Regions from separate parts of the Homo sapiens genome. Here regions 1 and 2 are each linked to region 3. Evidence: chromatin contacts called from ENCODE Hi-C or POLR2A ChIA-PET data. All regions are on one chromosome and are shown on one strand. Each heading gives the region's core, a stretch centred on a gene start or an enhancer-like site at or near the end of the contact. The rest is flanking DNA. Distances are from core to core; before and after follow the strand shown.

What was found. A loop is a pair of places that touch in the nucleus more often than their neighbours do. ChIA-PET counts read pairs that join two places held with the same protein, here RNA polymerase II (POLR2A). Pooled maps may share reads with other maps.
Region 1: a map of B cell shows a loop between it and region 3 (4-fold over the local background). The contact joins the enhancer-like site here to the promoter of RAB3GAP1 in region 3. A Hi-C loop is called at or near these places in 2 of 168 maps with a recorded cell type or tissue (B cell and OCI-LY7), 2 of 37 single-sample maps with no recorded cell type and 3 of 50 pooled maps.
Region 2: a loop to region 3 is called in a map of natural killer cell, with 17 times the contacts of the local background. The contact joins the enhancer-like site here to the promoter of RAB3GAP1 in region 3. A Hi-C loop is called at or near these places in 6 of 168 maps with a recorded cell type or tissue (CD4-positive, alpha-beta memory T cell, CD8-positive, alpha-beta T cell, naive thymus-derived CD4-positive, alpha-beta T cell and 1 more) and 10 of 50 pooled maps. POLR2A ChIA-PET finds 5 or more read pairs at or near these places in 1 of 52 experiments (naive thymus-derived CD8-positive, alpha-beta T cell).

The regions. Positions count from the first base shown.
Region 1 is chr2:134,737,472-134,741,100 of GRCh38, reverse strand. No RefSeq gene overlaps it. Among named protein-coding and RNA genes, the nearest start is that of TMEM163, 20 kb to the right of the region's middle. RefSeq lists an enhancer at 1,096-1,315. Within about 2 kb of position 1,685, at least 5 of the 41 ENCODE cell types and tissues checked have a DNase peak (open chromatin) inside an H3K27ac peak, as active enhancers do; they include B cell and OCI-LY7, where a contact is called at or near this core.
Region 2 is chr2:134,668,791-134,672,686 of GRCh38, reverse strand. All of the region lies in intron 2 of TMEM163 (transmembrane protein 163), which reads left to right. Among named protein-coding and RNA genes, the nearest start is that of TMEM163, 48 kb to the left of the region's middle. Within about 2 kb of position 2,171, at least 9 of the 41 ENCODE cell types and tissues checked have a DNase peak (open chromatin) inside an H3K27ac peak, as active enhancers do; they include CD8-positive, alpha-beta T cell and natural killer cell, where a contact is called at or near this core.
Region 3 is chr2:135,050,826-135,054,681 of GRCh38, reverse strand. RAB3GAP1 (RAB3 GTPase activating protein catalytic subunit 1) reads right to left here and starts at 2,390. Exons shown (of 24, transcript NM_012233.3): 1 at 2,357-2,390; 2 at 2,197-2,252. The coding sequence starts at 2,374. RefSeq lists an enhancer at 1,678-1,817.

The DNA of each region.
Region 1 (3,629 bases), core at 436-2,935, 310 kb after region 3:
CTCAGCTCACTGCAGCCTCTGCCTCCTGGGTTCAAGCAATTCTCCTGCCTCAGCCTCCCGAGTAGCTGAGATTACAGGCATGTGCCACCATGCCTGGCTAGTTTTTGTGTTTTTAGTAGAGAAGAGTGTTTTAGTTTCACCATGTTGGCCATGGTTGGCCAGGCTGGTCTCGAACTCCTGACCTCAGGCGATCCGTCTGCCTTGGCCTCCCAAAGTGCTGGGATTACAGGCATGAGCCACCGTGCCTGGCCTCATCTGGGTTTTTGGATCTCAGCCTGAACCTCACCTCTTAGAGAGGCCTTTCTAAAGTAGAGGCCAGACTCAGGGATCTATTCCATCACTCTGTCTCATCGTCCTATTTTAATTCTCTATGTGACTATCGCATCCTGTAGGTTTTCGTGGTTCTATGTTAACTATCTCTCCTCGCTTGAATGTAAGCTTCTTATGCACAGGACCCTCATGTTTTTTTCTTGCCAATGTCTTCCCACCACCAAAATCAATGTTGTCACATGGTAGACAGTAAATACTGGTTGAAAAAATGAACATCAATAACCACAATAATAGTTGCTTTTTGGCAGCAGGTGCTGATTCAAATGGACTGATGTAAGACCAGGTACTGATTTAAGTGTTCACAAATACCATTTCATTTAGTTCTCTAAAATAATCCTAAATGCAAATATTATTTTCCCCCGTTAACTAAGAAGGAAATGAGGCTTAGGAGAGACTAAATAAGGTTCATGGCTACACCTTTATTAGGGTGCGGGGCAGGGCAGCCCCAACTAATCTATACCTCGACACACATCCTATCCTCTTTGATTACAGGCAGGAAAAGCTGATCCACCAAATTAAAGGTGGTGGCCTCGGGCTGACAAATCTCTGTGGAAGCCCAGGGTGAGGCCCCTTTGTTCTGAGCGGTGGCCTGTGTGAGCATTTGAGGAGGTGCTGTACAGCAAAGGCCCTATCCGTGGCACAGTCTTGATGAGTAACAGACAGACGTCTTTAGAGGCTTTGTTTTCACATCCTCTTTTTGAAAATGGATTTGCTTCCTTAAACACAGTTGGCTTCATCTTTTACATAATACACAGTCATATTACTGCCTTTCGTGAAGCCAGTGTCTTCTTGGCCTCCATGTGTGTCAGCTGAAGCTTTAGACTGTCTGACCACAGAAGCTGATGACCCACAGTCACTTGAATGCTTTCTTCTGTTCCAAGAACCGCACCTAGAGCACCATGGGGATGACCTCATGTCATCCTTGCAACAGCCCAGCTCTGGTTACCTAGCCCATTTTATGGATTAGAACCCTGAGGCTCAAGGGGGCTAAATTTGGCACCCCAAATCACATAACTAGTCCATGGCAGGGGTGGCACAGGATATGAACAAAGGACTGTGTACATTCCTACTGCCTATGTATGTCTGTGCAGCAGCCAGCCAAGAGGCATGTGTTATGTGATGCTTACTATTTATTACTTCTCTACAACAGGGATAAGATAATGATGATGACAATGATAACTCCCAGCCTTGTGATAGGACTTGAGCTTCATTATCTCACAATAGCCCCATAAGGGGTATAGTTGGGGCCCCCACCAGATACACTTTAATCTGCCAGGCACCACCCCGTAGCTGAGTGTTGGCTGCTCACAGGTTGCAGCTGCTTCCTTCTTCTGAATGCTCAGCTAAGGGGAGCCACCTTGCCTAGAAATGCCTGCTTTCCCCCTAGGGGTGGCCACAGACAATGAGTGACAGATATGGGGTGCAAAAGTCTGGTGCCTTGTCTCAAGGTTGCATAACTTTGTGGTGTTCTTCATGCTATGGTGGGATCAGGCTGAGGTGGGATCAGACTGAGAGGTTAAAATGCAGCTGAATCTACATTTTTCTTGGCTTCCTTTTTCTTTCTATCTTGCCACTCACATTCTCTTTCTGAGATCACTTGCACCAAGAATCTGTGTCTCAGGTCCTGCTTCTATAGAACTTCAGACAAGCCCTATGAATCCAGAACTATTGTCCATATTTTGCTGAGCGGGAGCGTGAAGCTGGAGGTGGCTGTCCCCACTTCATCTTGTCCTAGAGATGTGGCATGTCTCTGACCTCCTTAGCCGTGTTGGGAGTGTTCATCTGCAGTGCCCCTCTTTGAAACCACTGCCTCCCAAGGACCAGAGGTGCAATCTCATGGGCTGTGCTCCTCTGGGCCCACTCTTTTTTATCTTCATTCTTTCCCTGGCTTCTGTCTCATCCTGGTTGCCCATCACCCATCATGAACCATGGCCATGGGACACTCTCAGACAAGCTGGAGGCTGAGGTAACCATGAATTTGCCTTGCCCAGCATGATTTTCTTCCTGTGCCTTCTCCTGATAGTAATCCTGCCCTCCAGCTTTGCCCACAGTGTGGACACATGACCCAGGCTGAACCAGGGCACCATCCCTGGCTGGTTACAGAGATTGGCTCAGAAATGAGCACATTGCAGGAACATAAGTCCCTGGATGACCTTGGCCGACCCAGCTCTTCCCCTTCTTGCTTTTCATTCCTAGACAGAAACTACTGAAAATCCTGTAATAAGGAGGAAATGTCTGGAGCAATCCAGGCTACATTCTTATTCCTTCTAGAATAGGATGTTCTGCAGTGCTTGCATTCAGTGGTCCAAGTGGTACCCAGGGTATATAAACCCAGGATGGAGTGCTTTCAGAGTCCCTCAGCTAGAGTGTAATGTGAGGCATGCTTAGACTGCATCTGCCCTTGGCAGCATTCCTGAACCCTGGGGAACTGCTCATGGTGGACCCTGGGTTTCTGTTGATTTTTGCTGCTTAACTGTGAGTAACAAAGTTGCTTTTCATAAATTGTGCCAATGTTCTGTCTTCCCAGACTAGACCAAAAAATGCAAGTGGTGAGGGATTGGGGCTCCTTTTTTCTCCTTGCAACTGTCCTGATGGCGTGGGGACTGCTGCAGCAGCCAGGGCTGCTTTGAGCCCCAGAGTAAGAACCCTCGCAGAACTCTGGAAGCTGGGTTTGTGCAAAACCTCCTGCCAGACTTGAACTTTGCATACATTATCAAGCCAGGATAATTAGAGCCCTTCCTTGGGACTGTTTTATAGAAACTAAGGGAAAGGACAGCCTCCTGCCTCTCGAGTTTTTAGAAGGATTCAAATCTAGGGCTGTCAGCATTCATCTTTCCTGCCATGTGGGAAAGACCCTTCGGAGGTAATATACAGTATGCCGACATTCAGGAAGTGACAGCAGCAAGGCGTGGAGAGAGTAAACAGCAGTCTAACAACAGTGATGCAGTTCAGGGTCTGCCACACCTGGTGCACCCTGTCCTTCCTGCTGACACAAGCCAGCATAGGCTCTGTCATCGATTTCTGTCTGTTTCACCTTGAGATTATCCTGGCTTATCTGGGTGGCTTTATTTTAATCACAAAGATCCTTATAAGAAGAAAGCAGGGGAATCAGAGTCAGAGAGAAGAAGGCTAACTGGCAATAAAAACAGAGATTGGAGCAATTCAGCCAGGAGCCAAGGAGTGACGGCCACCTTTAGAAGCTGGAGGATGCAAGGAAACAAATTCTCTCCTGGAGTCTCCAGAGAAAATCAGCTTTGCTGACACCCCCATAAGATGATTTCAGCCCCATAAGACTCATT
Region 2 (3,896 bases), core at 922-3,421, 380 kb after region 3:
TCAGCTTTAAGGCCAGGCACAGTGGCTTATGCCTATAATTTCAGCAATTTAGGAGGCTGAAGTGGGAGGATCGCTTTAGTCCAAGAGTCTGAGATCAGCCTGGGCAACAGAGTGATACACTGTCTCTACAAAAAAAAAATAAAATTAGCCAGGCAGGTGTGGCTGTGGTCCCAGCTACTGGGGAGGCTAAGGTGAGAGGATCACTTCAGTGAATCTTATTACTGCACTTTAGACTGGGCAACAGAGTGAGACCCTGTGTATGAGCTCACATAGGCACGTGTTGGTCTGCCTCCAATTTTCCCTCCACTCAAAGGCAGTAAATACATAAATTTGGTTTTGTACCTATGCATATCATAGAGCCTGTGGGACATTCAAATGGAGGTAAGTAGTATATAGTATGTGGTCATAGCCATTTCTAGAGTCCAGAGGTACAGAAATTCATGAACTTTCCATATTTTTATTCTTATTTAATGTCTCCACTCTGTTCTTCTTCAGTAAAGCTAAACCCTTAAAATGGGCAGGACTTAGGAGGTTTTGAGGCAGAAATAGCAACAGCTAATACACTTTTTGTTACTTTTATAATTTATAGGACACTTTTTATAATCCAAATACCATCTTATCATTGCATCAGTCTGATGAGGGGTGGTGGATGAACTGTCACTGACATGAGGGTGATGATAATAATGAATAATAATTATAGATAACATATATGAACATTCACCATGCCAGGCTAGGCTCTGAGCACTTTACATTTATTAGCTTAGTTCATCCTCACAGTAGCCCTATAAGAGTTGCTTTTATCATCCCATTTTACAGATGAGTCAGCCAAGTTCCAGAGAGGTTGAGAAGTTTGTCCTAAGTCACAGCTAGAGAGGGGTGGAGCTAGGATTTGGACTCAGATGGCTGGGTGTGGCTCTAAAGCCTGTGTCAAGCCCCTCAGGGGTGGGGCTGTGGCCCATATTCATGCTCGTCAACCCCAGTTCCTGTGTTCTTTCTATTCTGTGACCACTGTCTTTCCAGGGGGTGGGGAATGTGGAGGAGGTTAACAATGGCATTTCATAGCCAGTGGTGGGAAGAAAGGGATCCCAGAAGAGGGTGGTGGAGGTATTGTCAGCAAGGAGCAGAGAGCTGTGGCATCCCTGGGGGCTGCAGCACCATGCAGCAGCAGCCATGTGCAGAGGAGTTTGTTTCGGGCTTGAACCCAGGGAGGTCAGTGTTCCTGTAGAGCCAGGCTGGAGACAGAGTGGCCAGACATGGGAGAGGGAGGGCAGCGCCATGGTCATCTGTGGCTGGATCTGAAATGGTTTGGGGAGAAGTAGCAAGTGATCCTGGACTACAGGAGCCAGGAGTTGGGGAGGGGTGGGTCTCCTTGCTGCAGGGGTGTCTGTGCTCCTGAGAGTCAGCTTAGAATCTCAGGGCCTGCTGAACTGGCACCACTAGTAGTGAGGATTCTGCCACACGGCAGGACTCACAGCCTTTGGGAGCCTGAGAACTACGGGCCAGGTGCCAGTCTTTGCCTTATTTGCTCTTAGTCTTTGCTGAGGGCCAGCTCACTGCTGGTGAGGAAAGGAGAAGCAGTCCCCAGTCCCAATCACTGGGCTGCTGACACGGCTGGACAGGGACACAGACATCGTTCCCAGAGGGGGTCCTTTGAGAGCAACCTGGGGTGCAGAGGGCAAGCCTTCCACAGGGCAGGGATTGAGTTCCTAGAGTCCTGTGAAGACCCAGCAGCTGATAGGAAGAACGGGGCAGTGCTTGAAAGAAAAGACATGAGCCAGAATATCACAAGCTGACATTTTGTTTATGCAAGCACTTATGTGGTGTTGGTTTCAAAGTCCTTTAAAATCGGGGACTTTAATGTCAAGTAATTGGCTCTTTATGGAAAGGTTTCCAGTTACAAATGGGGAGCAGGTGATCTCAGATTCCAGCCAAACTCAGTTAAAAGGCCAAGTCTTTGGTTTTCTGAAATCGAAGCTCTGGGGTCCCATGACATGCCTTCTTTCCTCTTGCCTGAGCTCATTAATGCACCTTTCTGTGTCATTTGCTGCTGTTGCCCACAGCCATGGTATTCCAGCAGCTCTCAGTGAATTTGATGAACGTCACCAGTGCTGTTTTGCTTTTATGTATTGACAAGTGTGCCTGATTGTGGTTTTTCAGAAGCCTGCTCTGTAGGCGTGGCTGTTGTGGTAGAGGAAGGGTAGTATCAGGGCAAGATTGCTGGAGAGGGAGGGGAGAAGCCCAAATCTTGCCCAGCCCTGCCAGTGTTCCCCCACGTGGGGTCTGCCCTTTGGAAGCACAGGAGGCCATGCACTTCTAGCCATGGCGACTGCCCAACTCCTGTGTGAGATGCTGCGAGGTCTCCAGAGTGACCTTGAAAGAGGTATTGTGAAATTCTTAAGAGCTTGAAGTAAAAAATTAAACTCTTACTTTTTTTTTTAAAGGTGCCATTTACTCTACTAGGAAGTAGAGTTGTGAAATTAAACACTGACAAGATGTTCTAAACCTACCCTGGAGGAGGTAAATTGCTATTTTGAGAGAAGGAGCCACGTCTACTAAAGTTCCCATGTTTCAGTCACTGTGGCTGCACAGAAAATCATCCCAAAACACAGTGGCCTAAAACAGCAGTAATCGCTCTTTATTGCTTATGGTTTCGGTGGGGCAGGAGTTTGGGAGCCCCTCATCTGGGTGGTTCTGGCCCAGGGTCCCTCATGGGGTTACAGTTGGAGGGTTGCTGGGGCTAGGGTCATCTCACAGGCTTCTTCCTCACATGGTGCCTGGTCAGGGAACCCTTGAACAACCGGGGGCTGGAACAGATGGGGCTGTTTGTCCATCTCTCTTCTCGTAGTCTTTCCACCTCATCCCTCTAGCATGGTGGCCTTGCAGTTGCCAGACGTCTTCAGTGATGGCTCTGGGCTCTAAAGGCACATGTCCCAAGAGCCAACCAGGTGGAAGCCGATTTGCCTTGTGTGACCCAGCCTCAGGAGGTGTGCTGCATCACTTTTGCCACATTCTCTCTTGGTCAAAGAAGTTGCAGAGGTCTGCCCAGGTTCAAGGGAAGGGAAACCAGACCCACTGTCAGTGACGGAATGTCAGGGTCACACTGAGAGAGATGCACATGGAATGGGAACCACATTGGCATAGCCATCTTCAGAAAAACAATCTGCTGCGCCCCAGGATGGGGAACTTGGTTGGAATTAACTTGTTATAACTGATGAGCTTTGGAATGAGGGTGTTAGAGAATCTGTACTAGGGATCTGATTTGTGTCTTCCATCTGGAGATGATCAGAATTGAAAGCAAAAAGTAAAGGATGTAGAGGTAGCTGGGCTCTTGACTGTTGATTCTTCTTTTCTGTGTGATGAAGGATAGAACTAGGACTGGAGAGACTCGGTACCTTGTGACCGAGGAAGGGACCTCGTGCCCAAAGTAGGAGGGAATCTCCAGGGGAAACAGAAGCTCAGGAACACATGAGTGGGTATCAAGAGGGTTCGTATTTGCTGTGGTGAGGGACTTTGGTCCTTATAGTGCCAGCATATCCTGGTCGTGATCAAAGGACTTTTCATTGAGTCCCCATGGCCCCTCCTGTTCTTTGGAAGTGAGGGGGAGCAGCCCCAGGCTCTGCTCTCACAGATGCCTCTGCAGTGAGGATGTGGCCACGGGGCGCCCTGGCTTCTTGTTTGAGTCACTCCTTGGCGGTGGTCTCTTTCATGTAGCTCATGCTGGAGGCTGTGAGCCAGTGAGTCTCTCGGTGTGAGAGCTCCTTTAGGAAATGCTGTAGTTGTTCAGCAACTGAAGTGGAGAAATGACCGCACTGGGCAAGGTTTGGCCTTCCAAGTGTGAACACAGGCCCATCTTGCCTGCAAATATATATATACATGTATGCTTAGTCCCCTTCGTA
Region 3 (3,856 bases), core at 1,141-3,640:
GTTTCCCTACCCCACCCTCCAAGATTTGAATTACATTTTTCTAACTACCTTCAAGACATCAAATTATTTCAAAATCAACAGGTTCAAATCTTCTCACTTTGACACTTCCTTACATTCATTCTTACAGGCAAAAAACTACAGTTCACATTTGATTTTTCCCACTTTTAACGTATCATCAAGTTTATTACCTAAATCTTCTCTGAAATATGTTACAATCCTCCCTTCTAGGTTCCCTTTGTATTCCAGTCCACAAATCACCATCCTAATTATGAATCAAGTTAAGTCTCCCACCATTATTCTACATCATGTCCTAAAACCACTTTCATCATATCACCTGGCCACTCTAAAACGAAGGGTCTCTCACTATTGTCTTAAGCAGTGGTTCTTTCTAAGTGTGGTCTCCTGACCAGCAGCATCTGAATTACCTGAGACCGTGTTACACAAGCAAAATTTTCAGTCCCACCTCAGACCTACAGAATCAGAAACTCTGAGGATGGGGCCCAGCAATCTAAGACTCTGATGTACATTAAAGTATGAGAATCACTGGTCATAGGAATACTGAATCTGGATTCCTGTATTTAGTTTGGGAAGATGTCCATAACCCAATCCCGTCTTCCTTGTTAACCTTATTTATTTCCCTTCAATAGACAGTCTTCACTCTAGTGAAGATATATTTCTTCATTCAGTCCCTTCAAAGATTCATTCTCACCTATGTCTCTACCCATGTCAGTCCATTCTCATGTTTAACCAACCACTTCCCACTTTCAAGGCCCAGCTCATTTCCTATCTTTTCTATGAAAATATCTCCAACTATTGTAGTCCACAATATCACCCCTATTTAAATAATAATTATTTTAATTATTATTTTTACAGGTAGTACCAACTGGCTTACATTTTAACTATTTGCTGTTTGTTGTTTTTTAAAAATATATGGGTCAAGTTTCTGCTTTTCCCTTTGTATATAGCTCTGGACACCCAGTACCTACTCAATGAAGTCTTGCCAGTGTGGTTATGTCTTACTGACACTTTTATGAAGGGTACCACAGGTCTAACTATTATTCCAACAAGGACCTTTTATATTTTCCTGTGCCACCTAATGACACGACATCCACAAATTTCCTCTCCCAACCAGAAAGATTATAAAATGCTGTAACAGCGTAAACACTGACTTCAACACCCAGGAAACTGAAGGGTTTCTGTGACACTTAACAGAAACCTTCTCGATCTAAGCTATCACTCCTCCACAAACTTGGCTTTCAACTAATTTCAGTAATAGAACAGTTTCACCCAGACAGCTGTTCATCTGAATTTGACAGGCACAGGAAGCCTGGGCACAGTACCCACTTTAATGTAACAACTTAAATCAAAGCATTCCAAAACCATATGCAGACTTTTTAAAAAGGTTATTCTAAAAGACAGGATGGGCGGAGGCTCACGCCTGTAATCTCAGCACTTTGGGCGGCCCAGGCTTGAGCCCAGGAGTTCAAGACTAGCCTGGGCAACACAGCGAGATCTTTAAAAAATTAGTTGGGCGTAATAGCGCGTGCCTGTGGTCCCAGCTCCTCCCGAGGCTAAAGCGGGAGCTTCACTTGAGCCTAGGAGTTCGAGGCCGCAGTAAGCTATGACCTCGCCACTGCACTCCGGCCTGGGCGGACAGACTGAGACTCTGTCTCCAAAAATAAATAAAAATAAAAAATTAAAGACAGCATGGAGATGGTGGGAGTGTGACAGATGGACAACTACCAATACTCTGAAGAAAGACTTCCTCCTGAAAAGGGTATACCAACGTACACGGGATGAGGTGCGGCACAACCTACCAAGTTTACTGCTTACGATAATGAGTTAAACGGTAATGAAAACCGGAACGGTTGTTGCAGCCTCGGAAATTTTTCTTGCGAGTGGGTAACAACCAGAAAACCAAAGTCTAAGGGAAGCGGTCTGACAGGAGAGAAAACAAAACTTTCTGAGAGCCTGAGCCTCAGGGATTGGCTGACGGGGGCGGGCCGGGTGTTGCCAGACGCGAGACGCGGAAGAGGCTTGCGGTTGACCAAAGAAGACTGGGGGAGGAGACCCGGGACCCACGGTATTACCGTTCCCGCACAAGTGGCGTCACTTGTGGTGTGTCTGGGGTCAGGGAAGCGGCTAGGGGACGCCAGGGCCCATGGGAGCTGGTAACCAAAAATGCGATTCACTCACCTTTCCCATTCCGAGGCAGTGGTGAAGTCCGTGATCTCAAATACCTCGGATTCGGGCTGCGGGAAGGGGAAGGAGAGAAAAAGAAATTAAGCCCCAAGGCGAAGACATGAGGAACGAATTTAGATAGTGACAAGGATTAAGTAGGGAGCAAAGAAATCACCTCACTGTCGGCAGCCATCTTGAGGAGCGCCGGGCCTGGCGCTAAGGCTGCCGGGAAGAAGAGCGAAAGAGAACGGGGCGCGTCCCCGCCCCCGGAGCCCCCGCCCCCTGTTCATGAGTCTTGCCCTAGTAAGTAGGAGTGCTGCTTCTTCGCCCAGGTCTGTTAAGTCTTTAGTCCGCCCTCAGCTGGTTAATAAAACTCCGCTCTAGCTGGTTTCATAAAACTTGAAAATTTCCTGTGATGAATACAGAAAGGGAACAGAAGCCAAGGTGATAGGACAAGACCCTAAACTCATGTGGATAAGATTGTATTAAAAAACCTAAAGCATGTTGGGTTTGTTTTCATTCAACCCATATTTGTAGTTAGTACCAATTAGCTTACACTTTAACTATTGGGTTTCTTTTCATTCACCCTCTATTTATTGATTGTAAGGCAATAAACTAGGTGCTGTAATACCACTTCTACCCTCTGCCCCTGACCCTGCAAGAAGTTGCTCAGTTGATTGTCCTGAAATAAAATCATACTAGTTACCTGGTTTCTGGGAAGAGCAACATGGTGTTCAACAAACGCTTCATTTTTTTTTTTTTTTTTTTTTTTTTTTTTTTTTTTTTGAGACGGAGTCTTGCTCTGTCGCCCAGGCTGGAGTGCAGTGGCACGATCTTGGCTCACTGCAAGCTCCGCCTCCCGGGTTCACGCCATTCTCCTGCCTCAGCCTCCCGAGTAGCCGGGACCACAGGCGCTCGCCACCACGCCCGGCTAATTTTTTGTATTTTTAGTAGAGATGAGGTTTCATCGTGTTAGCCAGGATGGTCTCGATCTCCTGACCTCATGATCTGCCCACCTCGGTTCTGTCGCCAGGCTGGAGTGCAGTGGCGCGATTTCGGCTCACTGCAATCTCTGCCTCCTGGGTTCAAGTGATTCTCATGCCTCAGCCTCCCGAGTAGCTGGGATTACAGGCATGCGCCACAACACCCAGCTAATTTTTGTATTTTTGGTAGAGATGGGGTTTCACCATGTTGGCCAGGATGGTCCCGATCTCCTGACCTTGTGATCCGCCCCCCTCGGCCTCCCAAAGTGCTGGGATTACAGGTGTGAGCCACTGTGCCTGGCCTTGTCTTTATTTTAACACCTTCAAGTTATTTATATATATTCTGCATCTGAGCTTTATATTGTTTATATATGTAGCAAATACCTTCTCCCACTCTGCAGCTTGCTTTTTCACTATTTTTTTTTCAGACTGGTGCTCTAAAAAAGCAGACACTACAATTCCAAGCTGGCGAAGTCTCTGAAGTCCAACTGGAAGTGCTAGGGCAAAAATTATGCATCAGGAAATGCGTAGCCCCTTGTACTACTGCCTTGCTCCGTCAATCATTGGCCAGGATCTCCCCAAGAAAACAGTGGCCTTGGCTATCACTGTTTGCTCAGTTTTTGGCTGGAGGAAGCACTCCAAGAATAGCAGGTCCTTGGCTCAACAGTTAGACAAACCTGATAAACCCAACA